Regions from separate parts of the Homo sapiens genome. Here region 1 is linked to region 2. The links are chromatin loops, found by intact Hi-C in ENCODE. Cell type or tissue: heart right ventricle. All regions are shown on one strand. Each heading gives the region's core, and the rest is flanking DNA. Links, peaks and the distances in the headings are about the cores only. Region 1 overlaps EPCAM (epithelial cell adhesion molecule). Region 2 holds the start of BCYRN1 (brain cytoplasmic RNA 1).

Region 1 (5,375 bases), core at 65-5,064, 53 kb after region 2:
TGGTTTTTATTCTACAAAGAGTCAACATCTAACAGAATCTTCTGAAGGCATACTCCAGTGGATTCACCTTGGAGAAACTCATTGTGACTGATGATCTGATTTATTATCTCTATGCCAGTGAAATAATCATTTAATATGAACTTAATTTGTCATAATCTATTGTGTACTAACTAGTCTATACTAGTGTGACATCAAAGTGTCAGATTGTTAGTGTGTTTCAGTCCCTTGGAATTGAATATGAACACTTATCCTTGAACCCTATCAATAACATTTTTCACATATCTCAATTTTTGTGTGTCTTTGTAGTTGTATGTGGGCCACTTACTAATATTTTAGCAAGTAATAAAAATAGAAACGTAAAGGAATATTGGAAAAAGTCTAATGGAACCAGAAAGTTCTAGCATTTTTTTCCCATTCTGTAGTAGGTCATCTGGTTTATTTGGTTTGGTGACCGCAAGTCTAGAAGACTAACCCTGAATTGAATGGTAACAGACAGGCAGAATGACAATGTAGTGTTGCAGTGCAGAGCAGTACAGACCTGGGTTTGGCTGGGCAAAATTATATAACTTCTTTAAGCCTCCATGTTTCCTCATCTGTAAAATGAGGATAATAGATAGTATGGACCTGTTGCAAGGATTAAACATAATCAGTGTAAAGTGTTGGTCCCATGCTTGCCACATAAGAAAATATTTGTCAACAGAGTGGTAGTTGTCATTATCATTGTCTCAGTTTGCCTGTAACTAGTTGTGTGATCTGAGACAAACACTAATTTTGAACTTGAGTTTCCCCACATGTAAAATGAAAGATTGATAATAGAAAGTAAATCAATTTTTTCTAGCATTAAAAATAGTATGCATTTAATAAAAATCTTATTCTTAATGATCTAGCTTACCTCCAACTTGCCCTAGTCACTTTGGCGATCTTGTCTCTAAATAGAACCTTGAAAACACTTAAATGTGTGTTTCCTTGCAATATAACTTTTTCTTTTTTTATTTAAATAAGTCTTATAAATGTGGGAAAAAATTATCTTGTGTTCCTTTAATTTCATTTTTATTTAATACTATTTTCAGAATGAACAAAAGATTGAAAAATTATTTAGAATTTTTTTCTGTGCTTTTTCCTGTTTCAGATAAAGGAGATGGGTGAGATGCATAGGGAACTCAATGCATAACTATATAATTTGAAGATTATAGAAGAAGGGAAATAGCAAATGGACACAAATTACAAATGTGTGTGCGTGGGACGAAGACATCTTTGAAGGTCATGAGTTTGTTAGTTTAACATCATATATTTGTAATAGTGAAACCTGTACTCAAAATATAAGCAGCTTGAAACTGGCTTTACCAATCTTGAAATTTGACCACAAGTGTCTTATATATGCAGATCTAATGTAAAATCCAGAACTTGGACTCCATCGTTAAAATTATTTATGTGTAACATTCAAATGTGTGCATTAAATATGCTTCCACAGTAAAATCTGAAAAACTGATTTGTGATTGAAAGCTGCCTTTCTATTTACTTGAGTCTTGTACATACATACTTTTTTATGAGCTATGAAATAAAACATTTTAAACTGAATTTCTTAACTTTGACATTTCAAATTTCTTCTTCTTTTTCTTTTCTTTTTTTTTTTTTTTTGAGATGGAGTCCCACTCTGTTGCCAGGCTGGAGTGCAGTGGCACAATCTCGGCTCACTGCAACTTCTGCCTCCTAGGTTCAAGCGATTCTTCTGCCTCAGCCTCCCGAGTAGCTGACTACAGGCGCCCACCACCATTCCTGGCTAATTTTTGTATTTTTAGTAGAGACAAAGTTTCACCATATTGGCCACGCTAGTCTCGAACTCCTGACCTCACGATCCACCCACCTCTACCTCCCATAGTGCTGGGGTTACAGGCGTGAGCCACCGCGCCCGGCCTCTTTTTTTCTTTTTGTTTTGTTTTTTCTTTTTTTTTTTGAGACAGGATCTTGCTCTGTGGCCTAGGCTGGAGTGTAGTGGTGCGATCTCAGCTCACTGCAGGATTCAAGCGATTCTCCTGCCTCAGCCTACCAAGTAGCTAGGATTACAGGCTCCCACTACCATGCCCGGCTAATTTTTGTATTTTTAGTAGAGAAAAGGTTTCTTTTTCTTTTTTCTTTTCTTTTTTTCTTTTTTTTTTTTTGGGGGGGTGAGACAGAGCCTAACTCTGTTGCCCAGGCTGGAGTGCAGTGGCACAATCTCAGCTCACTGCAACTTCTGCCTCCTGGGTTCAAGCAATTCTCCTGCCTCAGCTTCCCAAGTAGCTGGGACTACAGATGTGCACCACCATGCCCGGATTATTTTTGTATTTGTAGTAGAGACAGAGTTTCGCCATGTTGGCCAGGCTGATCTCGAACTCCTGACCTCAAGTGATCCACCCACCTTGGTCTCCCAAAGTGCTGGGATTACATGTGTGAGCCACCATGCCTGGTCCTATTTACTCTTTGTTAAGTGGAAGTGGATCATCATAAAGGTCTTGATCCTCATAGTTTTCACTTTGAGTAGGCTGAGGAAGAGGAAGGGTTGGTCTTGCTGTCTCTGGGTCGCAGAGGCAGAAGAGGTGGAGGAGGTAGAAGGGAGGCAGGTGCACACTGGGTGTAACTTTTATTGAAAAAAAATGTGTTCAAATATACCCGCACAATTCAAACCCATGTTCAGGGTCAATTGTAGTTGTGACAGACCCAATGACCCACAGAGTCTAAAATGTTTATTGGAAATGTTTGCTGACCCCTGCTCTAGGATGCTGGGGGAAAGCTATTCCTAGGTAGGTGTCTCAGCAGACATGGAAAGCAGCCTATAATATTGCCCCAGCAGGTGGGGTATGGAACAGATGCTCAGGGAGGCTGCTGGCTGCTGTCCACTGCAGGCCCAGAAGCGTCCTGGAGAAGCCACCCCATGCTGCAAGAGCCAGATCATGGAGCAGCCCTGGATGCTGCAGGAGCCTGTCAAGCCAGGACACCAGAGCTAGGAAACAAAACCTTCCTTTTCAGTGCCTCTCTAGCACCCTCTGCTGACAGAGCTTCAGATCCATTTTCACAGAGAGGTGCAAAGGGTGAATTTGTTTTTTAGGTTTGTGTGTGTGGTTTTGTTTTTTTTTTTTTGAGACGGAGTTTTCACTCTTGTCTCCCAGGCTGGAGTGCAATGGCATGATCTCAGCTCACTGCAACCTCCACCTCCCAGGTTCAAGTGATTCTCCTGCCTCAGCCTCCCAAGTAGCTGAGATTATAGGCACCCACCACTATACTTGGCTAAAATTTTTTTTTGTATTTTTAGTAGAGACGGGGTTTCACCTTGTTGGCCCAGGCTGGTCTTGAACTCCTGACTTCAGGTGATTCACCTGGCCTGAATTTGAACTAAGAGGCAATAAGTTAATAACTGGCACACTCTTCAACCCATTGCCTTCTAGACGCTGTCCTGTCTCTTCTGAAGCTACTTTCGCTAAGGTCAACACTGACCTGCTAATTGCTAGTGATCCTCTTCCCCCGGTGTTGAATCATTTGCTTTCTCTGCAGCCTGTCACCAGGATGACTTCCCCATTCTCTACCCCACTGTGTTTTCTTTTTTTTCCTTTGGCTTCACTGGTATGAATCTCTCCTGATTTTTTCCCTCTTCTACTGATTGTGTAATACTGATGTTCCCAGGATTTGTCCTTAGTTCTATTTTTCCTCCCTTTTTCTTCCTGGAGGATTTCATCCACTTTCTTGCCTTTATTACCTTCTGTGAGGCTCAATGAGAACAGAAGCACCATCTCCATTTCTGTTCTTTTTTCCTGAGATCTATAGTAAAGTATGTATATTTCACATAACTAGTTTTTAATGATTTGATCATCTTCATCCACAAACATATTTTATGGCTTGTATTCTCAGAATCAATTGATGGCATTGCCATGAACCAAGTCCCAAATTCCTTCTCTTTTACTTCCTCCATTGTTTTAGTCACCAGAGCCTGTGATCCTCCCCGAGAAACAAATGCTCCTCTAATCTGCCTTCTCTTACACACTTTCCCTGGTCTCTTTATAAACAATCTACTCCCTCTCCAGCCCAAACCTCATATTGCTCCCAGGATTATTTGCCTAAAGTTGATCACAGCACTTTTTTACAACATAAGATGTACCCCTTTCCCCTGCCAGAGGGGCATATATAAAGCCTTTCAGTGTGGCCCTGTAGTGTGAACCTTTTCTCCTTTTGTCTGTCTGGCATCCCATTTCCTCTGCAATTTGGGAAGAATTGTCTGCATGTTTTGTAAGAGCCAGGTCTCTACCTCCCTCTTTAGAAGTTTAAGGGCAGAGATCCTCTCATGGCTCTCAGCATCCAGGGCACAGGCACCCCCACATAGTACTTGGAATCTTGTGATGGAAAGAAGTAAGAACAGTTGAGAAAACACCCATGGGCAGTGGTGGCATGTGACCAATGGCAGTTATAGGCATGTTGCAGTGGTGGCATCCCAGCCCTTGGTCATCTCTGCCCTACATGACCCTGTGGCCATCCAGCTGTGGTTGCTCTGCTTGGCCTCCCTTGGCTGCTGATTCCTCTCCCCTCCCATTGCCAATACCCTGCTCCAGAGCTTTATCACATGCCTGGATTAATTTAATTTCCGACTTTCCCAATACCAAATTCTCCCCACTCTCAATCCTTTCCCAACGTCATTCCCAGAATAACTAAAATCTAGTCACAGTCTACCTTATTTCTCACTGTACCTCCAATACATCAAATTTTCCTGCATTTAAGATTTCCCTTCCCATTCCTCCAATGTTCCTTCTTTCCTTGCTTCCTTCCTTCCTTCCTTCCTTCCTCCCTCCCTCCCTCCCTCCCTCCCTATCTTCCTTTCTTCCCTTCTTTTTTTCTTTTTTTCCCTGGACAGGTCTTGGTCTCTTGCCCAGTCTGGAGTGCAGTGGCACAAACACAGCTCACTGCAACCTCTACCTTCAGGGCTGAAGTGATCCTCCCGCCTCAGCCTTCTGAGTATATGTAGGATCACAGGTGTGCACCACCACGCCTGGCTAATTTTTTAAATTTTTTTTTTTTTTTTTTTGAGTCAGAGTCTTGCTCTGTAGCCCAGGCTGGAGTGCAGTGGTGCAATCTTGGCTCGCTGCAACCTCTGCCTTCTGGGTTCAAGCGATTCTTGAGCCTCAGCCTCCTGAGTAGCTGGGATTACAGGCGCCCTCCACCACACCCAGCTAATTTGTTGTATTTTTAGTAGAGATAGGGTTTCACCATGTTGGCCAGGCTGAAATAATTTTATAATTTTTTTGTAGAGACAGGGTCTCACTGTGTTGCCCAGGAGTCTCGAACTCCTGGACACAAACCATCCTCCTACCTTGGAGGATGCAATACTGAAGTGTTAGGATTACAGGCGTGAG
Region 2 (5,375 bases), core at 82-5,081:
GCAAGGATGAGGTGAGGCCGTCAATCTTCCCTTCCCACAGGCCTGCTGCCCCAACCCATGGCTGCTGGGAGACCTCCAGGGGATTAAATCTCCATTCCAAAGCAGTCTCAGCACCTGGCTAGGGGATGGCTGAGAGGCCAGTCCTGCTGCTGCTCATCAAAGGCACCATGGCGCTGCCAGCCCAGGGCAAGGATGGCTGCCACCCTGCCTCTCCCCAAAATGCCATAGGGCACACCAGCTCAACCCCAATTCTCCCTGTGCCCACAGCTAGGCCCTTACAGCAGGCAGAGGTCAGCAAGGAAGGGGAAGTCAGGTGGGGCCTGGGGAACCAGGAAGCGGGGAACAGGCAGCTGAGAATTGTTCCAGGGAAGCAGGGAGAGGCAGACCACGCATGGGCCAAGACTCCAAGCCCTCAGTGCATGCTGCATTGTCCCATTGGACTTCACTTGCAAAGTGTAAATGCAACGAAAAAATTATTAAGAATTTCAAGACAAGGTGGGTGCAGTGGCACTTACCTGTAGTCCCAGCTACTCAGGAGGCTGAGGCGGGGGAATCACTTGAGCCCAGGAATTTGAGTCCAGCCTGGGAAGCATAGCGAGACCTCCCACCTCAAAAAAACAGAAAAGAATTCTAAGACAGTGTCATAGAACATTAGCCCCCCAGTGCAGGACCCTTTTGAACAGAGCTCTTCTGAGCACGAGGCCCTGTCTATGCCTGATGCACACCCACGAAACCGACCTTGGCTCCAGCTTTCAATGCGAACTTCTTACAGTTTAGGTCCTCTGCGAAGTCACTTGCTTCCAGTAGCTCCTATCAGAGCTGAGCTGAGGCCTTAGACTGGGGTTAAAAGAGAGGTGAAGTTTCCCGCTGCAGCACTAAACACATCACTGAAGGCCTACGGAGTAATCCTTGAGCATCCCCTGACTCAGAGCACTGCCACCGCATCAGCTTCTTCCAGATGCCAAGAAGCACCTCTGGGTCTTGGGGTTCCGGCTTGTTTGTGTCACAAGTAATAACTTGTATTTTATTTGCTTTTAAAAACTGGATATGCTCCCACTTCTCAGCCTCTACAATGAGACCTGTGTTTCGTGTTTTTCAGTGTGCCTTTGAGAAAGGCCCATAAACCTATAAACACCCTTTTTCTCCCCAAGGTGAGGTTTGACCCTAGTACTTACTACCACTGTTTACTGGAGAGTCATGTTGAGAACATCTCCTTTAGGCTCTATTTCTCATCCTAAGGGATATATCCAGCCTTCATTATGGAAGGTTTTGAAGGCCTCAAATAAAATCAAAGTAGAATTTGAATAAAACATCTTGGCTGGGCACGGTGGCTCGCATCTGTAATCCCAGCACTTTGGGAGGCTGAGGTGGGCGGGTCACAAGGTCAGGAGATCAAGAACATCCTGGCTAACACGGTGAAACCCCCATCTCTGCTAAAAATACAAAAATCAGCTGGGCGTGGTGGCGCGTGCCTGTAGTCCCAGCTACTCGGGAGGCTGAGGCAGGAGAATCGCTTGAACCAGGGAGTCGGAGGTTGCAGTGAACCGAGATCACACCACTGCACTCCAGCCTGGCGACAGAGAGACTCTGTCTCAAATAAATAAATAAAACATCTTAAAGAAATAGAAAATACTAGTAGAGTATTCACTCTGATTTCAGAATCAATTTGTGGAAATTCAGTTTCACAAGAATGAAAAAAGCCCCCTAAGCAAGGTAGCTTTTTTTTTTTTTTTTAAAGATGGGGTCTCACTATGTTTTCCAGACTGATCTCAAACTCCTGGGCTCAAGCAATCCTCCTCCCTCAGCCTCCTGAGTGGCTGGGACTACAGGTACACATCACCACCACCCTGCTAGGATATGGTAGCTTTTTAACCAAAACACACCACCATGCAATGGAGAGCATGTAACTTGTTATTTGGTCATACAAATACATCAGAATAAATTCCACCTCTCTTGTGGAGCCCTTTTTCCTACATCTGCACAGAAACTGGCACTAGCAGGACTGCAACCGAGGCAGACTCGAGAATTAGCAGACTCTGGCTCAGGCAGGACAATAGAGCAGCGGGAAATTTCTTTCAAGGGCTTTTGTTGCTGTTGTTGAGATGGAATCTTGCTGTGTCACCCAGGCTGGAGTGCAGTGGTGCTGTCTCGGCTCACTGCAATCTCCGCCTCCCAGGTTTAAACGATTCTCCTGCCTCAGCCTCTCAAGTAGCTGCGATTACAGGCATGTGCCACCATGCCCAGCTAATTTTTGCATTTTTGGTAGAGATGGGGTTTCACTATGTTGCTCAGGGAGGTCTCGAAACTCCTGACCTCAGGTGATCCGCCCACCTCGGCCTCCCAAAGTGTTGAGATTACAGGCATGAGCCACTGCGCCCGGCTTGAGACCTTGAGGGGCTTTTTAACCAAGAGATGGTGTAGGGACAGAAGCCAGCAAGAAGAACATGGTGGACTCTCTGTGAGGCCCCAAACCCCAAATCATGAGCCTCCGCCCCCTGAAAGTATTCCAGGATCTCTGAGGGAGGTTTTGGGAGGGGGCCAAGGTCCTGCAATTGGGTGGGTGGGGCTCCAAGCCATTGTTCTTTGCACATTCATGCCAATGTGACCTAATTGGCTAAGCACAGGCTGGAGAAGCTAGATAAACCTATTTAAATTCAGAGCCAAAAGACACTCAAGGATGTTTTCTGAGGGGGTGTGAGGGTTGGAAAATCATCCTATATTTGATTTATCTCCCACCTCATGTCCTGAGTCAATTCCTTAGTCTTAGATGAGGGAGACGACTTGGGAGTCATCCTTGTTTTTGATGAGCTATATAACCCTATGGCCAGCAGAGGGAAGTACTGCATTTCAGAGCGACAATTTGAGATCTATGAAAGAATTTCAATCGAGAATAAGAGGCCGGGCGCGGTGGCTCACGCCTGTAATCCCAGCTCTCAGGGAGGCTAAGAGGCGGGAGGATAGCTTGAGCCCAGGAGTTCGAGACCTGCCTGGGCAATATAGCGAGACCCCGTTCTCCAGAAAAAGGAAAAAAAAAAACAAAAGACAAAAAAAAAATAAGCGTAACTTCCCTCAAAGCAACAACCCCCCCCCCCCTTTTCATATTCTTGCCTGGAAGAAAGGCCTTGCTTTCCTCAGCTTCTTAAAGCTGGGAGAAGTTAAAGCCATTCTGAAATGCTGCTGCTACTGCTATATGTGGGGGAGAAAGCAAATTTTCTTTTTACTTTTTTAATCAGTATTTATTTTAAGTTCGAGGGTACATGTGCAGGATGTGCAGGTTTGTTACATAGGTAAACGTGTGCCATGGTGGTTTGCTGCACAGGTCAACCCATCACCTAGGTATTAAACCCAGCATCCATTAGCTATTCTTCCTGATGCTGTCCCTCCTCCCACCCCACCAACAGGACCCCAAATTTTCTTTCTTTTTTTTTTTTTTTTTTTTTTGAGATGGAGTCTAGCTCTGTCACCCAGTCTGGAATGTAATAGCTCAATCTCGGCTCACTGTAACCTCCATCTCCCAGGTTCAAGTGATTCTCCTGCCTCAGCCTTCCAAGTAACTGGGATTACAGGCATGCACTACCATGCCTGGCTAATTTTTGTATTTTTAGTAGAGACGGGGTTTCACCATGTTGGCCAGGCTGGTCTCAAACTCCTGACCTCAAATGATCCGCCTGCCTCAGCCTCCCAAAGTACTGGGATTACAGCTGTGAGCCACCGTGCCCAGCCTCCAAATTTTCTTATTTCCATGGCCTTGAGCAAAATTATACCATCCTAGACAAACACACACACACACACACACACACACCATTCTCCCCCTCTTGCTGTCTTTCTCAGATATGAGTCTCTCCTCCAATGGCCATTTTAAGCTTGCTCTTTTGCTCTGTAATACAAGGCCTGTTCCCTGTTAAAAGGAATGTCAGGCATCTGTGAGCAGGTAGGGAAAACATTGCAGGAGGCAAGTAAACTTCTCAGCATACCTGCCATCATTCATACCTTGAAGGCAGGTCAAGCCTGTAGCGTCTGAGTCTTCCATCCCTGAAGCACCAGCAGCTCTGACTAGAGGTCCTGTCTCCCAGCTGTGGCCCCAGCTCTCCCTGATGGTGACAGTTGCGACTTCCAAACTTGCTCCTCCCCATATCTGTAACTGAGCCCAGCGTACATTTGCCTCATGGGTGCCATTGGACTTCCTTTGTGAGCCATGTTTTCTTTCACCTTGTCCCAATCCACAGTTAACCAAATCTTGGCCCAAATTATGTGCTGGCTGGTGTTGGGCAGCTGTGAGACCCCTCCTTGCCCCATCTCTGTCTTCTAGGCTCTTCTGAGAACCAGTGTCCTTTGAGATCTCAGATGGGATTTAGAGGAGGGTTTCCACCCAGACCACTTTCCACAAATTTCACTTCTGCATTTCATCTGGTAGGGTGTGGTTTTCAACTAGAAGCCCAAATGAGGAAGAAAAAAATTCATTCACCATTCAGGACAGGGTGTTCACATTTGAACCAGGCAGAAATAGCTGAAAGAAACTGAATTCTAAAGGGACTCTCAGCTTTTGGGGGAGACATATTTGAGTGCAGGAGGCTAGACCACCCACTGGCTGGCTCTTTGCTCCTCACTGAGGCCAGCCTTGACTCTAAACAGATAACACAGGGCCAAAACACACCCAGCCAGCTTTGATAAGCAACCGTCTCTGCCAAACAGTTTCTTTCACAGGGCCCAGATGATCTCATCACAGAGGCTGCATTCTCTGGTATCTGTTCCAAGCACAGACTCACTTCTCATTACCTTTGCAAATAATAGTCAATCTATCCTGAGAAGCTCCTTTATATCCCATACTGGGCTAAGGTCTGAAGAGGGTACAGTTAAAGAACCCATGATCTCAGACTGGGCATGGCAGCTCATGCCTATAATCCCAGCACTTTTGGGAGGCCAAGGCAGGAGGACCGCTTTAGCCCAGGAGTCCAAGACCAGCCTGGGCAACATAGTGAGAACTCTTGAGACCTTGTCTCTACAAAAAATAAACAAAATTAGCCATGCATGGTGGCTTGCACCTGCCTGTAGGAAGCTGAAGCAGGTGAGCCTGGGACGCAAAGGTTGCAGTGAGCCAAAATCGCACCACTGCACTCCAGCCTGCGCGACAGAGACTGTCTCACAAAAAAGAAAAGAAAAGAAAAAAAAAAAAGGACCCATGATTCCTCATGAAGCTTGCCTCTGGATCTAATTCATGGTTCTCTATTTCCACAAGCTTTGTGGAGCAAGGGGCTCATGACACTTCATCTTTATGGTACAGATAACTCACCGAAACTGGATTCCTTTAGCTACTGGTCCCACACCACTCCCTCCAGGAGCCACCTTCCCTCTCCATGTTTTTCTCATGAATTTTG

Evidence for each region. Hi-C counts contacts between places; a loop is a spot of excess contacts. Peaks named below come from ENCODE experiments on the same cell type or tissue, not always from the same donor. Only the 100,000 strongest peaks of a DNase experiment are listed, where the experiment ranks them.
Region 1: it touches region 2 in a loop (17-fold over the local background); 99 of 110 quality-filtered maps call a loop at or near these places.

What each region holds. Positions count from the first base shown.
Region 1 is chr2:47,385,443-47,390,817 of GRCh38, forward strand. It overlaps EPCAM (epithelial cell adhesion molecule), which reads left to right. Exons shown (of 9, transcript NM_002354.3): 9 at 1,130-1,578. The coding sequence ends at 1,171. Among named protein-coding and RNA genes, the nearest start is that of MIR559, 10 kb to the left of the region's middle. In heart right ventricle, for the core only: a CTCF peak has its summit at 3,033 (motif pointing left); a DNase peak (open chromatin) is centred at 2,987.
Region 2 is chr2:47,332,419-47,337,793 of GRCh38, forward strand. It overlaps EPCAM-DT (EPCAM divergent transcript), which reads right to left. Exons shown (of 5, transcript NR_110208.1): 2 at 516-608. BCYRN1 (brain cytoplasmic RNA 1) reads left to right here and starts at 2,897. Exons shown (of 1, transcript NR_001568.1): 1 at 2,897-3,096. RefSeq lists a silencer at 2,328-2,377 and enhancers at 4,255-4,344, 4,532-4,826. In heart right ventricle, for the core only: a CTCF peak has its summit at 2,814 (motif pointing right); DNase peaks (open chromatin) are centred at 2,509 and 2,888; H3K27ac peaks cover 2,076 bases.